Linked DNA regions of Homo sapiens: region 1 is linked to region 2. Evidence: chromatin loops called from intact Hi-C (ENCODE). Cell type or tissue: breast epithelium. All regions are shown on one strand. Links, peaks and the distances in the headings refer to the core of each region. The heading gives the core; the rest is flanking DNA.

The links. Peaks named below come from ENCODE experiments on the same cell type or tissue, not always from the same donor. Only the 100,000 strongest peaks of a DNase experiment are listed, where the experiment ranks them.
Region 1: a loop joins it to region 2, with 10 times the contacts of the local background. A loop is called at or near these places in 47 of 110 quality-filtered maps.

The regions. Positions count from the first base shown.
Region 1 is chr2:20,213,375-20,221,374 of GRCh38, forward strand. All of the region lies in intron 1 of SDC1 (syndecan 1), which reads right to left. It overlaps LOC124905978 (a long non-coding RNA gene), which reads left to right. Exons shown (of 2, transcript XR_007086241.1): 2 at 1-453. Among named protein-coding and RNA genes, the nearest start is that of SDC1, 7.8 kb to the right of the region's middle. RefSeq lists enhancers at 213-302, 1,368-1,991, 1,992-2,616 and a silencer at 774-1,068. In breast epithelium, for the core only: no CTCF peak of the experiment used is centred there; a DNase peak (open chromatin) is centred at 4,417; H3K4me3 peaks cover 304 bases; H3K27ac peaks cover 7,177 bases.
Region 2 is chr2:20,123,613-20,135,644 of GRCh38, forward strand. LOC107985807 (a long non-coding RNA gene) reads left to right here. Exons shown (of 3, transcript XR_001739185.2): 3 at 2,186-2,438. Among named protein-coding and RNA genes, the nearest start is that of LAPTM4A-DT, 77 kb to the left of the region's middle. In breast epithelium, for the core only: no CTCF peak of the experiment used is centred there; no DNase peak of the experiment used is centred there; H3K27ac peaks cover 804 bases.

The DNA.
Region 1 (8,000 bases), core at 1-8,000, 86 kb after region 2:
AGTTCTGCTCCGAGAGCCAAACAAGGGATCTGTCTCCCAAGACTCGCCAAACACCCCCCACTTAGGGACCCACAAGGACACTCGATCACACTGACTTGGTATCATCACCCTCAGCTTCCCAAGGGGAGTCATGGCTTAGGCAGGATGCCAGAGATATCCTAAATCAAGGTGACCGTGGGGCAACTGGCACCCTATGGGGACAGAGGGGGCAGCCAAGCCTCCAAAGCACTGTCCCTCCCCCAGCCCTGTCTGCCCTAAAGAGCCCACCAAGGTCAGAATCTCAGCCAAGATTTCCCCAGTCGGCCCTTACTGAGAAGCCCAGCCCTGTCAGTCCCCACCAGGTCCCCTGGAATGGGTAGCCACCGGACCTGGGGACCGGGGCACCTCTGCCAGATGGACTTCTAGGGACATCCTCCCCCTTGTACTTGCTAAATAAAGTGTCCTCAAGTTTCACAGAGGCAGAAACTGCACTTTTGACACACCTGCAGCCGGCCAGGGCTCCAGCTGTGTGTGAAGGTGGGGGAGGGGAACAAGCTCCAACTTTATTACCAAAATCTCTCCTATCAGTGTCCCTGTCATTGCACAATATCCCTTTGAAAACAAGTCCTCTGGGAAGGCTAAAGGGTACCAGCACTCACACTACAGCATAAATCACTTCCAGGTGGGGAGGGGCTAACTCTGGAACTAGGCCACTGCGGGTAGGTGGGAGCTCTGGGAGAGGGAACAGGATTACAACAGAGAGGCTGGAAGATGTCAAGGGCAAAGTTTTTAACCTTTGTCAAAATGTGGATGCCAACAATGCCATACCCAGGAAAGGAGGAAGAAATTCTCTTTGCTCTTCCTGGAGTCACAGATGTACACGGTTTCTCCTCCCACGTACAGAACAATGGGCTAGCCTGGGAACCTGCCTCTCAGATAAAGAACAATTCAGATTGAGTAAGCACTGAGGCTGCTGAGAAGCCCAGAGACACGGGAAGGCAGAGTGTCCCTGAAGGAGTCCCAGGGGAGGGTGGGGCTGGTCCCTTCTGGTTTGGGGGATGGGAGACAGAATTTTCTGTGACGGCTCTCTCTGAAGAGGGAGAAGCCACCTGGGAAGCCAGGTGGATCCTCCAGATTACTGGCAGGGCCCCAGGTCAAGTGGCTTGCCCTCCCTCTGATGGGCTGGCAGATCTGCACAGCCTCCAACCCCCAGCACAGAGCTCCTAGCCCTCTCAGCCTCTGCACACGGTGGGTGTTGAGATGGCTGAAAGGGAGACTGTGGACACAGCTCCAGTCTGAAAAGCTCAGCATGACCCTAGGAAAGGGAAGTAGCCACATGCCTTGCCCAGAGCTCAGGGACTACCAGGGGAGTTGGTGGGCAGGGGGTGTGGTGGAAGAAGAGTCTAAGCCTCTGATCTGGACTGGAGATTACTTGAAGAATAGAAACAACTGAATTAGGCTCTAGGGAGAAAAAGTGATCATAGCTAATGTTTATTGAGTCCTCTGGGCCAGAGGAGCTGGCAATCAGTTTTTTCCAAGCACTTTCTCTGAATTAATTAGTTTGATCTTCACAGTCACCTTAGGTTCTAGTACCATGCACATTTTACAGATGAGAAAATTGAGGCAAAGGAGCTATGTCATCTGTCCCAAGGCACACAGCCACTGAAGCCAGCAGTCTTGCTCTGGCAGTCATGCCATGAACCACCCATCACAGTGAAGCCCACAGGGCTCTCTCACTCTCAGGAAGACAACAGCCATCATTTCCACTGGTGGCACCCTGCAGTCTGGCCCAGCTTTGTCGGCATCCATAGAAAACCCAGCTCCTTCTCCAGGACAGCCATCAGTCTGAAGTTCTGGGGACAGGCCACCGTGCCCCATTGCTAGGGGTCCTGCCCAGCAGGCCTGAGCCCCTGCCAGGGTGCCCCAATGTCTGGCTTTGCCTGGCCTCCTCTCCCATCTGCCAGCCCAGCCCATACCTTCTCAGGTCAGGAGGCAACCCAGCCCGTACCTTCTCAGGTCAGGAGGCAGCCCCTGGCAGAGGCTCGGGTGGAAGAGAGCAAAGTCTAGCCTGCTAGTGAAGGCTCATGTTTCTGAGAAGGGCAAAAGCCATGTTTGCAGGCCCTGTTAACGTCAGCAGCACTGGGGTCAGACCAGCAGGCCATTCACACAGAGTGACTCCACGCTCAGGCTGGGTCAGACTGCACCCCTTCCCACAGGTCAGCCTCAGTGCTCCCCTAGACTTGCTTCTCTGTGCTCTAGGCAAGGAAGGGGCCCCAATCATATCACATATGGTATTTCATGGAACCTCTGCAAAAGCCCTCTGGGGCAGGATATGAGAAACTCCATTTTACAGATGAGGAAACTGAGGCTGGGGTAGGTGAAGAATCGTGCTCACGATGACACAGGGAGGAAGCAATGAAGTCCGGATGTGATCCAGGTGGGCTAGACTCCGTGTCCTGTGCTCCTCCTGGCCTCCACAACACCTCTCCACTCCAGCCCGAGCCGGGACTAACCACGCCAGCTAGTTCTCGGTCCCACCTCAGCTGTGAAGCCCCAAGGTCTCAGGACTCAATAAAGGCAGGAAGGCCCAGGCCTTCAGGCTCAGGTGACTGCCTTACACAGGGAAGACAGGTGGGCCAGAGTGCCCACTGCATGCCCAGCCTCCAGACAAGATCTCTAAGAATGAACCTCATTCACGGGAGGTGGGGAGGGAGGCAGGGGGCTCTATGCCCTTTCTACAATTCCCTGAGCCCAAGACAACCAGTCACTGCTGCAGATTCACCCGAGGAGACTCAGGGGTGAGCTTCCTGGACTTTCCAGGCCTGACCCCAGGGAAACTCCTCCTGTGCTCTTCCCCCAGGCCCCAAGTCCCTTTCAGGGAGGAAGGTGGGGGGCAGGGCCTGAAGATCTCATGCAGCCCAAGCACGGCCCACAATCCCAGCCTGGCCCTCAGCCCCGCAGGCCCTGGCCAGCCTTGAGGTCTTGCCGCCCGGACCCTCCCCGATACCCCATCCTGGAAGAGATATGGTCACCATCACAGCAGCACTGCACCCTGCGGTTTTCTCTGGGAGAAGCTGGAATGACACCAGCCTCTAGGAAGGTCTCAGAGGCTCCTGAAACGCCCCACAACCTCGGGCCCTGCAAGCCCAAACCTGACCATCATATTCGCCTGGAACACTACAGATAAGATGGGCCTTCCAAGGCCTCGGACAGTTTCCTGGGCAGCAGGGATGACAGGAAGCTACTGGAGGTAGAGTCAATGCCACTCTGACACAATCAAGTCCCCAACCAGGTAAGGTCCCTGGAGCATCAGCGGCCACCACTGGTATTGGTAGCATGGGAACAGCAGGGCCAGGGCCCAAGTTCTAAAGGGCTTTCTGGGACCCAGTTCATGACAAATGCCATAGTTGGCCACGAGCTCCTCGGCCCTCCAGAAGTTCCTCCAACCTCCCCACATCCCACCCTGGCAGACGTGCAATCCTCACCGTACGCATCCCAGGCCAGGCGCCAGAGTTCTGTCTCTCAGCCTGCTGAGTAGCACAGAAGATCCACAGAGAGAGCCAGGCAGCCCCACGTGGAAATGACTATGAACTCAAGCTCACGCCACCGTGGGGAAGAGTTCCCTGAACACCTTTGGAGATCCATGGTGCACACGAGTGGTCCTAGAGCAGGACTGGCAGCCTTTGCAGCTCCCTCAGGGAGACCCCCTGCCCTGACACTTCCCATGGCCAGAAGGCAGCCCCACAGGTTTGGAGCTCCATAAAATGTCCTGCCTTACAGCCCAGGCTCCTAGTTCGATACTGCTGTATCGTGGGACTCTGGGACAAAACCCTTCCTGTGGGGAGACGTGACAGGTGCTGAATCGCGAATCCCGTTCATTGTCACTGCAGAGACCACCTCTCTCGTCTGGTTCCAGTAACAGCCACCCTCTCTTACAGGAATCCCCTGGACCAGATATGGAACTCTCACCACTGCACAGGGCTACGCACACAGCAGGTACCCAGGATCTGGGCTTTAGATCTGGTCAAGCCAGATAGGTCTCATGAAGCCCTCAGAACTTGAGGCAGCAGAGCACAGGCAGGCCCCCAGATACCCACCAGTCACACGACACAGCCACAAGAGGCCATGCACACCCAAAAGCATTGCCTCACCTCTGCCTCTCAGCCCCTTCCCCCTATGTCACAGATGGGTTCACTGAGACCAAGAGAGGCCTCTGTACACAGTCACTCGAGAGAGAGGAGGCAGGGCCAAGACAGAAAGCCAGGCCCCTGAGCCCCGGCTGTGTCTTGCTGCACTCTCTGCCTCGTGCCGGCCCCCAGAGGGCTTGCAGTGGATCAAGGTTGGTTGGGTGAGTCTCAGGGGAGGACCCGTGGCCCTGGCACCATGACTCAGCTGATGAGTGGACTGATCAACATGCCCGCCTTCCCCACTGCCCCAACCTGCCCGCCACAGCCTTCATTCCTGCTGCTGAGCGGACCTCGGGCAGGTGCCAGGACTCTTGGGTGTGTGTGCGGAGAACATCATACAGCCCCAGCCCTGGCCCAACGTCACCCAGGCACCTCTGTCCACTCCAGCTCCCACAAGGAGCTCGAATCCACCCCTCAAGCAGCCTGCCCTGCCCTCCACTGGCCTTGCCCATCCCACCGATGACCCCTTGGGCAACCAACTCTCCTTCGAGTCCCAAGAAAGAATACTGGCAGAGAAATGTGAGCCCCCAACAAGTCCTTCAGTGCCACCTCTGCCCTTCCCAGGATAAGGTCTCTCTGTAACCATGTGGCTCTCAGAACTGAGGACAGGAAGAACGACCCTTTGGCAGAGGAGGAAACTGAGGCCCAGAGAGGCAATGGCCTGCCACAGCCAAACAGTCGGGGCTCAGCTGAACCAGGAAGGCCAGGTGACCTGACTGCCCGTCTCTGTAGGAATAACTCCCACAGATTTCCAAGGCCAAGGCCATGATGGATGTCAGAGCCACAGTGAAAAAGAGAAAAGGCCACCAGCAGAGGTGGGAGGCAGAAAGGAAGCTGGTGTCTGAAAAGGAAGCTGCAGCCAGGTAGTGACCAGGCCCCCCAAAACTGAGACTGCAGCCTGACAGGGGAAGGCAAGTCAGGAGTGCCCAGGCAAGGCCCAAATGCAGTGGCAACCTGTGCAGTAAGCACCCCCCCACCACACACACAGACACACACACACACAGACACACACACACAGAGACACACATATACACGGACACAGACACACACAGATACAAATATACACGGACGCAGACACACACAGACACATAAACACACAGACACACACACACACAGAGACACACGTACACACGGACACACACACGGACGCACACAAACACAAAGAGACAGACACATAGAGGGACACACACACGTACATGGACAAAGACACACAGATGCATGGACACACACACAGACACATGGAGACACACAGATATACACACAGACATACACACGCAGACACACACACACACAGACACACACACACACAGCATCTCATGGTGCTGCAACCCTCAGGTGAATCACTAGGCAGAGAGTTTTTCCCAGGGCTGACGGCCAGAGGAGGCCCATCCTCTACACAAAATTAGGCAGCCACGAAGCCATAAAAGCCAGGAGGTCAGAGACCCTTGAGGGGCTCCCAGTGGGGAGAGGAACCAGTGGCAGCCTCGGGAAGCCCCGAGCGCAGCAGGAGAGGTCGCTGGGCAAGTGACTGAGTGCAGGAGCAGGTCCAGCCGCCGCCTGTTCTGCTCTCCTGACTCAATGGCCCCAAGACCCAAGATTTCCCACGGCACACCCCCCTTGCCCCATAAGCTTGCCCCCACCCTTACAGGCCCTGCCAAAAAGCAGGACACTTGCCAGGGGAGGCTCAGGCCACCCCTCCCCGAGATCCCCACAGTACTGACCACAGGCAAGCTGACCCGGTGCACCTGTCTCAGGAATGCCAGGGACCTTCTCACACTGTCTCTCCACCTAAATGAAAGCTTCCTGAGGGCGGGCAAAAGCAGTAACATCACAGGTAAAGCTCACTCTTCCAGGGGAAGCGATGGCGTGGGCCCCATGACCACCTGCAGCTGGATAAGACAGTTGCTGAAGTAGCCCCAAGCCCAGGGTCTTGCCTCTGCGGCCTCACCTCTACAACCTGCACCCCAAACATACCTCCTTGTGGTGAGGGGCATACACACATCAGCCTTCCCCTGGAGCCTGTCAGGGCACGCATGTCCCATTCAGTGGAAGGTTCCAGAATACATGCTCCCATCCAAAACCCAACCTCTGCTGGAACAGCTGAGAGAGAAGTGACAGGGTACAGGATCCCAGCACCAAAGCCCTCTTTCCACAAACTCCCTGAATCTCTCAGGGCCTCAGGGGCCCTTTCAACCCAAGATTCCAAAACTGGTTGGTGAAAAGAAGGCAATCGGGCAACAGTTGAAGCCCGGCAATCGCCTAATGACCAGTTCCTCATGGGCTGTCCCCACCCCCAGCAGGACCTGGTGTTGGAGGGGACCAGGAGGTGACTGTGGCACCAGAGCCAGGAGTCCTGGGTTCTGGCCACCACCCGCGCCATGCTGCCCGCCTCCCAGGCTTACAAAAGAATCTGCTAATTCCAAGAATGTTTCCCCAGCGCCCAAGGTAAAAGATGGTGCAAGCTGGGCACCACCTGGGGTCTGGCCTGAGGGCGCCATCCAAACAGGCCCCTCCACACCCAGTCCACATGGTTCCCACCCTGCTCTCTCAGGTCCCAATTTACTTCCTGTGAGGAGCTCTCGCCTGTCCCTGAGGGGCCATCAGTTGAACCCAACCCAGTGTTGTTTGCCTGATGGCACTGTTCAGGCCAGCTCAGCCTGGCCCAGCCCCCTCAGCCCAAAACGCTCATATCCATGGTCTTCAGGACGGACCAGCAAATGCCCAGTAGAGCCTTGCAGGGTTCAGCCAGCCCCCAAATGCCAGGCTTCTCAGGGGAGACTTGACAGTCTTGCGATGTATTCACACCATACCCATACACATGCGCACACACACACACACTGCACACACACACACAAATCCTGTCTCAGCCAATGGAGGGGCCCGCCACCCTAGGCCTCAGCTTCCTCATCCACAAAGTGGGGCAATGATATATATTGTAAAGGTTTTGGGTAAAGTTCAAATAAGAATGAAAGAAAAGTACTGAGCACTCAACAGTAGGCACTCAAAAAAAGGTAACCTTAATTATATCGACAGCTAACTTTCCTCAGGCGGTTTCATCACAAAGTACTTTCACATATCCATTATGAAATGAATACGCAAATGACAGAATGAGGACAGGGAGAACAGGTATCATGATGTCCGCTTTACAGATGAGGACAACAAGACTTGGAAGGAAAGTGACTCACCCCAGATTATGGAGTAAATTAGTGGCAGAGTTGAGACTCAGTCCTGGGGCTCTACTTAATCCAAAGCCATTTCTGGCCTGTCACACAGTATGGATGCACATTATATAGAAACAGGAACTAAAATCCAAATCAAACATGTGGTGAAGAGTTGGGGGCATGACCGAAGCTGAGAGTAACAGTCAAGGCTAAAGAATAATGGCCCTCAGCTGGTCAGTCCAGCTACCTGTGACCAGCAAGTCACTTACAAGTCAAACCAGGTCGAGGAACTTGGAACATGGGGGTCAGCAAGCACTTCCCCCAAGAGATGACTCATTTTTCTCCACTGAGAGAGGCCCCTAAAGGCCTCACCTTGGCAGCACCTCTTTGTTACTCTAGGTGGGGTGCAGGGAGGTAGAGGGGAGACTGCAACAGGTCCCAGCTGAAGTTCATGAAGGGTACAAAATCCACATATCACAGATCATCAGTCTCACTCACAGGCAAGGCCCTTACCCAGAGCCTAAAACTCTCAGCTTGGAAATAAGCCTAACTCATCTGATTAGTTTCTTAGTGCCACTGGAGAAAAGTAACAAATTAGAACTGATCAGAAAAGCTGCTGGCTACACTCAGGCACATAAATGTCACTTCTGGCTGCTCTCTGGAAAAAGGAGAA
Region 2 (12,032 bases), core at 4,033-12,032:
CCACCTCGATCTCCCAAAGTGCTGAGATTATAGGCATGAACCATTGCTGCACCCAGCCTAAGCTGAGTTTTGAAGAGTTGTAGAATAGTGAAAATGAAGAGAAAAGAGATTTTTTATTATTCTTATTTTATTTTATTTTTTAGAGATAGGGTCTCACTTTGTTACTCAGGCTGGAATGCAGTTGCACAATCATGGCTCACTGCAACCTCGAACTCCTGGCTCAAGGCTCAAGCAATTCTCCTACCTCAGCCTCCCGAGTAGCTGGGACTAAAGACATGCACCACCACACCTGGCTAACTTTTTAGGTTTTTGTGGAGATAGGGTCTCACTATGCTGTTCTTGAACTTCTGGGCTCAAGCGATCCTCCTGCCTGGGCCTTCCAAAGTGCTGGGATTACAGGCATGAGCCACCATGACTAGCCCAGATTTTTTAAGACAATTAGTTAGGCTCCTCAGGCTACAAAAAAGATAACACATTGGTTCATGGAACTGAAATGTCAGGGTTGGTCTGATTCAGGCAATGCTGGATCCAGAGGCTAGAATAATGTCAACAGGTTTCTACCTCTCATATATATATATATAAGAGCCTGCTCAAATCACCACATCATGTAGTATATATAGTTCAGGTACACACACACACACACATATTTCCCAAGTGGGTTCTTACTAGATGGGAGGCCAGATTGACCTTAGCAATTCAAGTGACAGAAAGTGTGTTTCCTGAGAGCTCCAGCAGAAAAGTCTTGAGGACTCTGATTGGCCTAGTCTGAGGTCACATGCCCACTTCTGAACCAATCCATATAGTCGGAGATATGGAGTCTTTGACTGGTTAGGCCTAAGGCCGTGTACCAACTTCTCAGTAGGCTAGCCCCATCCAAACCACATGGAATGGGTTTCTTAAGGGAAAGGGCTCTGTTGTCAGAAGTGGGTAATGAGTACTAATCAACGGAGGTCAAATGTCCCTGCTTTAAATAATAGTCCTTCCCCTGGTTATAGCACTCCACACTTTTTCATGCTTCCACATAATTTATCCAGTTTACTTATCAAGAAATAATATTGAGTCAGGCATGGTTACTGCCTGCATTTCACTCTAGGGAAAGGGCACTTCCAGATATTAAACTTGATTTTTCTGCTCTACTATAACAGGGGCTGTCTTTGAGCCATCTATTCAGGAAGGACAAATGGCCTTGGAGCTCCTGGATGAAGTCTCCTCTGGAGAGTGTCAGGGCGGGAGGTGGGGGATTAGCTCTGGATGTACTGATGTTGAGGTGCTTTAGGGAGGAGCAAGTGGAACAGCCCAGGAGGCAATTCTGTATAGTAGACTGGAGTTTCCCTTGCAACAGCCAGGCCACCACTGCCACGCTGAGGGCTTCTTTAACTCTGTGTGCTAAAGTGGCCAGTCAAGGGGCATCCATTCAGAGAACAGTGGGGCCAAAGCCCTGAGCACAGGCACGGTGTACAGAGAGGTGGGGGTGAAAAAGTGTGATATATAAGCAGATCCGCCTGGGCTTGACTCCTGCTGTGCTAGGAAGACCTGAGCCAAGACCAGCCCCAGGACCTCCTTAGCCGAGTGGAGAGGACCATGAGACCTGGATCTATCACTGACCAATCACTTCTCTCCTTGCTGCCTCAGCTGCGCCTCTAACACTCTGCCATGCTTGACAGCTGGCCTCCAGCGATGAGCCCCAGTGAAGCACACTCCTGGCATTCATGCCCTGATGTAGTCCCCTCCCACACTGAACCTAGGCTGGCCTCTGACACACACTATCCAACAGAATGCGGTGGAAGTGATACCATGCCAGCTTCAGGTTTAGCCTTTAAGAGGAATGGCAGGCTGGGTGTGGTGGCTCATGGCTGTAATCCCAGCACTTTGGGAGGCTGTGGTAGAAGGAGTGCTCGAGGCCAGGAATTTGAGATCAGCCTGGGCAACATAGTGCGACCCCCATCTCTACAAAAAATTTAAAAATTAGCCAGGTGTAGTGGTACATACCTGTGGTCCTAGCTACTCTGAAGGCTGAGGTGGGAGGATCACTTGAGCCCACGAGTTCAAGGTGGCAACGAGCCATAATCATGCCACTACACTCCAGCCTGGATGACAGAGTGAGACCCTGTCTCTAAAAACCAAAAACAAACAAAAAAGTGAAATGGGAGTTTCTATTAATACTTCTTCTTTCTTTCACTTGGAGAGCCCTGAGTCACCATGAAAGATTTCTGGCCACCCTGCTGAAGAGGCCACATGGGGAGGCCACATGGAGAGGAGGAGAGGTCCACTGATCCAGCATTTTAGTTGAGCTTCCAGCTGACTCCAGCCTCAAGCTTTATCTGAATGCACCTGCATGAGAGACTTCTAAGCAAGACCAGCAGAAGATCCACCCGCTGATCCCAGACAACCCATGGAACCATGAGAGAGCCAATAAAATTGTGGTGGTTTTAAAGCCACTGAGCTTTGGAGTGGTTTGTGATACAATGATAAATAACAAAAGCAATCTCACTGATGGTGAGTCTGGCTGGCATTCCTGAGCCTTGTGCCACCTTCCAGCCCCCAAGAATTGACACTGTTAGGTCAGGTCTTGGTTAATGACCAAGTTAATAATCAAGTTAATAACCATTCCAAGCAGTCAGGCCAGTTTTTAGGACAAATACAGGAAGGGTGTATACTTCCTGTCTGATCCTAGTCCTGAGATTCCAGAAGACACAAAAACCCAGTTCCCGCAGGGCTGGAGACGAAGGCAGAGGGGCTGACTGGCTACCCAGCTCCATCTCTGAGTGCTGACTCCAAGCAGCAGCTCGTTAGGCTCAGGTGTCTTTCAGGTGTCCTTGCATGGCCCTGAGATTGAAGCCTGTGTTATAATAGCGGGTCAACTGAGCATAGCTTTGCCTTGTGGTCAAGTTCAGGTTCCCCTGTGTTTCCCACCATACCAGGTGTGGTCCTGCTGCTGCCCTGACTCCCATCTGCTGGCAGGCTTCAACCCACCCTTCCAATTGTAATCACTTCTTCTCTGCTCTGGGGAGCGTTCCCTTCTGTTTCGCCCAGATCCCCAGGGTCACAGGGCCATTGTCATATGCAGCCTGTAGTCACTGAAATGTTTCCTGTGTGACTCTTGTCCCACTACTGGGCCATGAGCTTCTAGAGAGCAGAGGCTAAAGCCTCATTTTTCCCTCTAATACATTCATTAGTAAATGTATTCCGTCCTTCATTCACTCAACAACCTACTCCATGCCAGGGTCTATGTTAGGGGCAGAGGACATAAAGCTCAAAAATAATGCCCCTGAAGTACAGTCATATTTGGTCCAGTTGGACAGATGTGGAACTTGGCAGTGATGACACAGTGATATAATTGCTGGGATGGAGGTGTGTATGCAATGTGATGAGGGCACAGAGAGTGCCAAGGCAGCCCTGGGAGGGGGCGACAGGCAACATTCCTTAGTGATCATTCTAGGCCAGACTCTGGTCTAAGCACTTCATTTATTCATTATTCATTTATTCATGTTTTCATTATTTTGAGGTACTTTTTAAGAAAATTATTATTTTCTAATAGGTAAATATAGACAAATTATACAAAATTCTGATGGTGTTAATGGGCACCCTATGAGCATTCCCAGAGGAGCATGCCCTTTTCCAAAATTTCTGCCTTCCAGACATATGATATTTTACGCATAATACAAGTTTGCATAATACAAGTTTGTCTTATGCACACACACATACATGCACACACACATTTTACATAAATGGTTATATAATATTCTGTATTTTTTCATTTATTTATTTATTTAATTTTTTATTTTATTTTATTTTTTTGAGACGGAGTCTCGCTCTGTTGCCCAGGCTGGAGTGCAGTGGCATGATCTCAGCTCACTGCAAACTCCACCTCCCGGGTTCACGCCATTCTCCTGCCTCAGCCTCCCAAGTAGCTGGGACTACAGGCGCCCGCCACCACGCCCAGCTAATTTTTTGCATTTTTAGTAGAGACGGGGTTTCACCATGTTAGCCAGGATGGTCTCTATCTCCTGACCTCATGATCCACCCGCCTCAGCCTCCCAAAGTGCTTGGATTACAGGCGTGAGCCACCACACCTGGCCTATTTTTTCATTTAATATATCATGGAGCTCATTCCATGTCACTATAGAGATATTTCATTCTTAGGTCGGGCATGGTGGCTCATGCCTGCAATCCTAGCACTTTGGGAGGCCAAGGCGGGTGAATTGTCTGAGATTAGGGGTTTGAGGCCAGCATGGGTAACACCATGAAACCCTGTCTCTATTAAAATACAAAAAAAAAAAAAATTAGCCGAGCATGGTGGTGCATGCCTATAGTCCCAGCTACTCGGGAGGCTGAGGCACAAGAATTGCTTGAACCTGGGAGGCAGAGGTTGCAGTGAGCTAAGATGCTAAGATCATGCCACTGCACTGCAGCCTGTATGACAGAGAAAGACTCTGTTTCCAAAAAAAAAAAAAAAAACAGACAGAGATTTCATTCTTGGTTAATGATACTATGACTTTATAGTATCACAGTGTTCCATTATAGGAATGTCCTGTACTTTGTTTAACCAATTGCCTATTAATGAATATTTATGCTTTTTCTAACTATCCACTACTAATACAAATAATTCTACAATAAATAATCTTGTGCATAAATTATTTTGAACAAGTGACATATATTTATAGGATAAATGCATATAAGCAGAATTATTAGAATAGAAGTGGGTCTAGAAAAGGTGCATTTAATTTTTTTTATTTTTAAACATTTTTAATTATTTTTTATCTTTGAAGAGATGGGGTTTCACTATGTTGCCCAGGCTGGTTTCAAACTCCTGGCCTCAAATGATCCACACCCCCTCAGCTTCCCAAGGTGCTGCGATTATATGCATGAGCTACTGCGCCTGGCCAAAGGTATATTTTAATTTTTAACTGCCCTCCATCTAACATTTAGTTCTCAAAAACACATGTCTCAGCTTTAGAAAGCTTTCTCTCATCTACCAGCAGTGACCTCTGCCATGGTGTAAAGACCCAGGCCAGCAGAAAAGGAGGAAGACAATACTTCATTTTAAAATGCTTTTATTTTCCTCATCTTTTAAATATAAATATAAATTTAATAAATTAAAATATTTACTATTTATATAAATTTAAATTTATTTAATATGTATGTCATATTGTATATAAAATATATATTACAGATTTACATAGTTTATTCATATTTAAGTTTTAGATAAATTTAAATTTGAATATAAAATTGGACAGGGGAGCATGTGGCCTGGGGCTTTGGACAGAGTGTATCTGAGAATGGAGCTCGCACCAGGGAAATGGGGCTGAAAAATGGAGGGTAGGAAACCTGGCCCAGGTTTCTTCGTTTGAGTCCTGGATAAACCCTTGCCTGAAGTCCATCCTGGGGTTGTTCAGGTTCATAAGCCAATACATACTGTTTTTGCTTAAGCCAGTGTGGGTTGGGTTTTTTGTCTCTTGCCCAGGGAGGAGCCCTGACTGCCCCACACAGCTGGTGGGCAGCAGGGCTGCACTCATTGCAGGGCTGACTAGCTCCAGGGTCCATGCACTGAACCTCAGCCAGTCCCAGCCAGTCCCCGCGGAAAAGGAATTTATTGATGTGAGACCTGAACAATCAGGAGGAGATAACCAGGCAGACCAGAAGGGAGAGAAGATGCCCAGACAGAGAAAGAGACAGGTGAAACGGGTGGCATTCAGAGAGCTACAGGTGGTTCAGAGTGGCTGGAGATTGAGTGAAGGGTGCAGGGTGTGCACACACCAGGTGCTGTGGTTTGCAATCTTGATCTTTCTGATGAAGTGACCAGAGTTTCGCCTCTGCTGTGATCACAGGTGTGATTGAAGAGTCGGTTGGCAGTGTGCCCTGTGCCTCCCCACTCAGGGTTCAGTCCTCTGACTCCCGCCTCCTGTCTCCCTCACCTGTTGGCCCCAAAAGGGAGTCACTGTTGGAGGCCTGACATCAGACATGCCCCCTGGGCCGCACCTCGGGCTCCTGGGACTGCCAAGGGTGAGCAGCCTCTCCCTGGCCCCGCGAGGGAGAAGGCCAATGAGGAGAAAGGCCACGGGCATGCTAGAACCCCTCATGTGTGTGTGTGTGTGTGTGTGTGTGTGTGTGTCGTTGGTGTGAGTGTGCATGAATAGCTGTGCACACATAGGAAGTCAATTGTCCTTTCCCAGTTGAGCCGTTGGGAACATTCCCCAGAATTTACTCTTCCTCCAAAATCATTACCTTATCTCAGGTGGCCCTTTGGAGCCTTTGGCACCATAGCTGGGTGAGGCAGGAAGAAAAAAAACAAGGGCAGGGGAGAAGAGGAATTTGCCCTCTGCTGTGTTTCAGCTCTCAGGCAGGCTATGCCTTCCCGCATTGCCACTAGCTGGGTCCAGGCCATGTCACCTTCTGCTGCACCTACAGCAGCTCCCCAATGTCAGTGTGCCCCAGCCACTTCCCACCAGACCATCTTCCACAGCACGGATCCCCCCAAAATACTGCTCCCCTCTTCCTCCTGTCTCACTTGGACTGCCTTGGCTAGGGCAAATTCTTTGCTGTGACTTGGAAGGCCCTGTGTATCCCCTGCCTATCTGTCCAGCCTCATCTGTCCCCACTCCACCTCTCCCACCCCAGGCCCCAGGCACATTGGCCACAGCCCTTCCCTGAAAGCACCAGGGCCTGAGTATTAATTCCTGTTGTTGCTGCAGCAAACTACCACAGACTTACAGGTTCGAAACAACGCAGATGTATTATATTACAGTTCTGGAGGTCAGGAGTCCAGACATGGGTCTTAAAGGATGAAAGTCAAGGTGCCAGCAGGGCTGCATTCCTTCTGGAGGTTCCAAGAAAGAATCCATTGCCTTGCCTTTCCCAGCTTCAAAAAGCCTCCCGATTCCTTGGTTCATGCCCCCTCCCTGCATCTGCAAAGCCACTGAGTAGCATCTTCCAATCTCTTTCTGACCTCTTCTCCCATCGTCACATCTCTCTCTGACACTGACCTCTCTCTCCGCCTCCCTCTTAGAAGGGCCCTGGTGATTACCCAGGACCTGCGCAGATAATCCAGGATATGCGCTCCATCTCGAGGTCCTTCATCACATCCACAGGCCGATTCTCGGGGTCTAGAGATTAGGGCTTGTACTTCTTCGAGGGTCATTCTCCTGCCTGCCACAGAGCACACCAAGCTTTCGCACATGCAGGCCTCTCTGTCACTGTCTACATTTACCCAGAGGGGACACCTTTGTCTAATTTGCAGAGGTACCATACATAGGTCAGTGGACTGCCTGCCTGAAACACCCCTTTCCTCACTTTCTCCACCTGGCCAAGAGCTTCTCATTCTTCAAGGCCCAGTTTAGTCCAGGACACTTTACCTTTCCCTGCTCTCCCCGAAGTCTCCCAGCTGGGTGAGTCACACCTCCTCTGGGCTCCTGCTCTATCCCGTACTTTCTGTATCCTGGCATAAACCACAGGACATTGATATTGTCTGTGAGTCTGCCTGGGTCAGATCGGAGCCAGGGCCCAGAAGCCCTCACCTGGGGCCCAGCTCTTCCCCAGCTAGGCAGCAGCCCCAGGCCCTGTCGTCTCTCTTCCCAGCACAGACACCTCCTCTGGAGTCTCCCAGTTCATGTCTCTTTGTCTCTCCTGTGTGCAGGCCTCACACGGAGCTGCGGGGCCTCTGTGAGGAAGACAGAAATGAAGGCGATGAGGGTGTTGAGTTTGAGGCATCCAAGCCACACGGAGGGAAGCTGGCATTTGAGAAGAGAGGGCTGGCGTGAAATTCCTACTCTCAGGAAGTGGCTGGGGGACTTTCAGAAGAGGAATATTTGAGGTTTTCAAGTTAAAGTGGCAGCCTAAACACACATCTAATTGCATTTTTCCCCAAATCTCACTAGAACAATAATAGAGAACTTTAAAAGGAAGACATAAAACCACAAAAATGAGGGAAACAGAAGAGGAGAAAACAGGAGCAAAACATGGGAAGCTGGCAGATGAGCATTCTCCGACGCAGATGGAGAAAGCCAGTTCCTAGGCCAGCAGTGGGGAGAGTTTAGAATCAAAACCATTTACAAGCAGGATGCTTAGAAGTCTCAGGAACTGACTCTAGAGGGAACCTCTCTAAGCTGGGTAAAGAAGGAAGTTGAAATAAGGATGGGTTGAAAGTTGTTTAAGAAGCAGTCAGATGCCTGGAAACCCTCCTGTCCCCTCCCCTTCCCCACTGGAAAATTACTGTGAGTGGTTACTGCCCAGAAGGCAGGAAGATTCTGGGTCATATGCCTATGGAGACCCCACCCCGGACTCTGACTCTAAACACCCAAAACACAAGGCAGCCTTCCTCTCAAAGCAGGAGTTAGAACAATCTTCTCTAAATAGTCTGGGCAACTCAAAAGGAAGACTAAATCCTGATATGGGGGGATCTCTGACAAACGACACATCCAGACCACTCCCCCATGAAGTCAAAGGTTGGCAAGCCCCACCCTAGAAGACAGGAAAAGTGAATATGCTGAGAATAAAAGTAAAACACTCTTGGAAATGAAAAACATGGCAGCCACAGTAGAAGGTGTATTATGTCATCCTCACATTGCTATAAAGAAATACCTGAGACTGGGGAATTTATAAGAAAAGAGGTTTAATTGGCTCATGGTTCTGCAGGCTGTACAGGAAGCAGAGCTCCAGGATCTGCTTCCGGGGAGGCCTCAGGAAGCTTCCAATCATGGAGAAAGGTGAAGTGGGAGCAGCCATGTCATATGGCCAGAGCAGGAGCAAGAGCGAGAAGGGGGAGGTGCCACACACTTTTAAACAACAAGGTCTCAGGAGAACTCACTCACTGTCATGAGGACAGCACCAAGAGGATGGTGCTAAACCATTCAGGAGAAATCCACCCCCATAATCTAGTCACCTCCCACCAGGCCCCACCTCCAACATTGGAGATTACAATTCAACATGAGATTTGGGCAGAGACACAGACCCAAACCACATCAGAGGGTATGCAAGATAAAGTTGAAGAAATCTCCTAGAAATCAGGAAGAAAAAAAAAAAAAACAAGAGATGGAAAGTAGGAGAGAAGATTTAAAATATTGGAGGCTTAGCCCAGGAGATCTAATATGGAAATAACAGAAATTACAGAGAAAAAAGAGCCAGGCAAGGGATGAAAACAGGCCCATGCCAAGCATATCTTTGTGAAATTTCAGGCAGCTGGGGACAATGGAATTCCACAAGCTTTCAGATGGGGCAGAAAACAGGTGACATGCAAAAGATGAGGACTCGGAATGATTCTGATAACTCATCAGCAGCGCTGGGACACAAGAAGACAGCAAAGGCAAACCCAAAATGCTGGAGGGACACGCTCTCCAAGCCGACTCCTCTATCCAGCCAAATACTAATTATGTATGAGGCTAAAGACACTTTTAGTCGTGCGATATTGCAAGAAAATTTCCTCCCATGCAACATTTCTCAAGAAGCTACTGGAGAATGTGCTCCTCCAAACTGAGAGTTAACAGAAGGGAAGACACAGGACATAGGAAACGGCACAGCCAGCATGGAGAGGAGGCAAGGAGCAGTCCGTAGGAGGGTAGTGCAGGAGGACAGCACTGCACAAGACAGGGAGGGCAGCTGGTCCCCGAGGGGGTGGCACAATGCCAGCAAGAGGTACATCGAGGGCTGTCGCAGCGTCACTGCCACCGGACAGTCTTTCCAACCTGAGGACAGGAGGCTCCGGTGAGCCTGGCCCCAGTTTTGATTTGCCCTTGCCTTGTCTTGACCATGTGCTGTGCAGTCTGTGCCCACCCCTCCTTGCCTGCTGCCACCCCCACCTCAGTGTGATCTGCCCTGCTCCTGAGAACTGGATGTGGGCCATAGTGAGCTTAGAAGGAAAAAACACCAAACAGCTCCCTCCTCTTGCCAGGTGTCCGGTATCTGGCTCACATCACAGCCCTGCCCGATGCCTTAGTTATAGGGAGCCTGTGTTTCCCTAGGCTCACTCATGGTCTTGTCCAGTGATGTCCCCAGAAAGGACTTTTGTAAACTGTTAGAAAAAAAATTAGCCAGACGTGGTGGCACACACCTATAATCCTAGCTACTCAGGAGGCTAAGGTGTGAGGATCGCTTGAACCCGGGAGGTAGAGGGTGCAGTGAGCCAAGATCGCAACACTGCACTCCAGCCTGGGTGACAGAGTGACACTCCATTGAAAAAAAAAAAAAAGACTTCTTAGATATTAGTAATACCATATTTAATGGGCACACGGTGTTCCTTTTTGGAAGATTCATTCAGTTGTATCTGTTTTATACACTCTTCTGAATGTATGAAACATGTCACTGTAAAGACTGTTTACAGTGGGGCACATGGGAGGGTCCTGGAGCGCTGGCAATAGCCTATTTCTTCAGTTGGGTGACTGTTATATAGGTCTTTACTTTATAACGATTTGCTAAAGTGTACATTTATGTTTCATGCACTTTTCTGTGTGTGATATATCCTACAATAAAATCTTAAAAGAAAAAAGAGATGGTCTGCTGTGCTGTTTTGTGGTATCACTCACCCCACTTTCTGGCTCCCAGATTTCAACACTCAGCCTTTCATTGGTGTCCTTTAGGGAATAAAGGACCTCGGGTGTGTCTGGTGGAGGGCGACACTGTACAGAGAGCAAGAAGAGAACAAGCAGAAGCACAGCAAAGAAGAGAGAAGAGACCTGAATAAAACTCACTGTCCCCTAGACCCCCTGAAGACATGGGAAGGGAAAACATCTTGGGATCTTCACCTCATGTGTGATAGGGACCCAAGCCAATTCATGCAAATATTACAGAAAAGTGTAATCCCATAACATTGCAGAATTTAAAGCCACCCTAACGACTCAGATGTGGGTTATGCCCAAAGCAAGCAGGATGCTGGGTGTGGGCACGTTTATAAGTGCCCAGCTGGCTTAAAGGGTTAAGAACTGCCACTCTTTGCTAGGATTGCTTTTCCCATCCTTTCTGCCTGGTGAGTTTTTCTAAGAGTGGTAGGGCTTCACTCCAGCTAGTTTTCACAGAAAAGCAAGTTATTGAAAGGCATTTTGAAGCTCATGGGATCTCCAGGAGACCAAAGAGTCAGACTTGGATGCCACGGAGCTAAGAATAATACCTAAGACTCACAGCAGAGGCTGCCCCCCGACCCCAGAAAGCTCTGCTCCAGTGTGACCCCAGAACTCTGCCACCGTTGCCCTGAAGGGCCAGAGACCTCCGCCACCCCATTCTCTATAGAGGACCCCCTACGAGTCTCACGTAGGGACATTGGTCATAATGACTGCCCCCTGAGGAGGGTGGGGAGTGAGTTCTGGCTTCTACCTTGATTGGGACAGACTCAAAATATGGAAAATTCTCCAGTTTGGGAATTGCGTGCAAAAGATGCAGGGGGGGCCAGATATTTGCTGTGGGGAGGATCGAGTGGAAGCAACTGGGTGGAGTTTATTCTCAAGCCTGAGGCAGCTGCCAGAAAAACAGGACTGAAGGGCACCAGGCTGCGTGAGGACCCCGGTGCCAGGCTGGGTTTAGGGTGCAGTGGATGGGGCTGAGCCCCTCTCCCATCCATAAGTCCTGCCTGGATGCCAGCTCCCACCCTGGGGCCATGGCTCCAAGACCACCTTGAATAATCCATGTGCCTGCAGCCCTACCTACCCTGCATTAAATCATCCACTCCTCATCACCAGGAACCAGGACCAGGTGAGCCTCGGATCTTCATAGCCCGTCTCACCTGCTGCACTTCTCTTCACTACCTGAGTCCTTAGGGCCTAGAAAGCCTCACGCAAATCCTAACCAAGCGACCACAGGTGGAGGACAGTGACATCTGGAGCATCTGATGGAGGCTCTGGGGCAGTTCAGAAGAAAGGCCTTTTTTTTTTTTTTTTTTTTTTTTGAGACAGGGTCACTCGATCTCGGCTCACTGCAACCTCTGCCTCCGAGGTTCAAGTGATTCTCATGCTTCAGCTCCCCCAAGTAGGTGGGATTACAGGTGCGTGCCACCATGACTGGCTAATTTTTGTATTTTTTGGTAGAGACAGGGTTTCACCATGTTGGCCAGG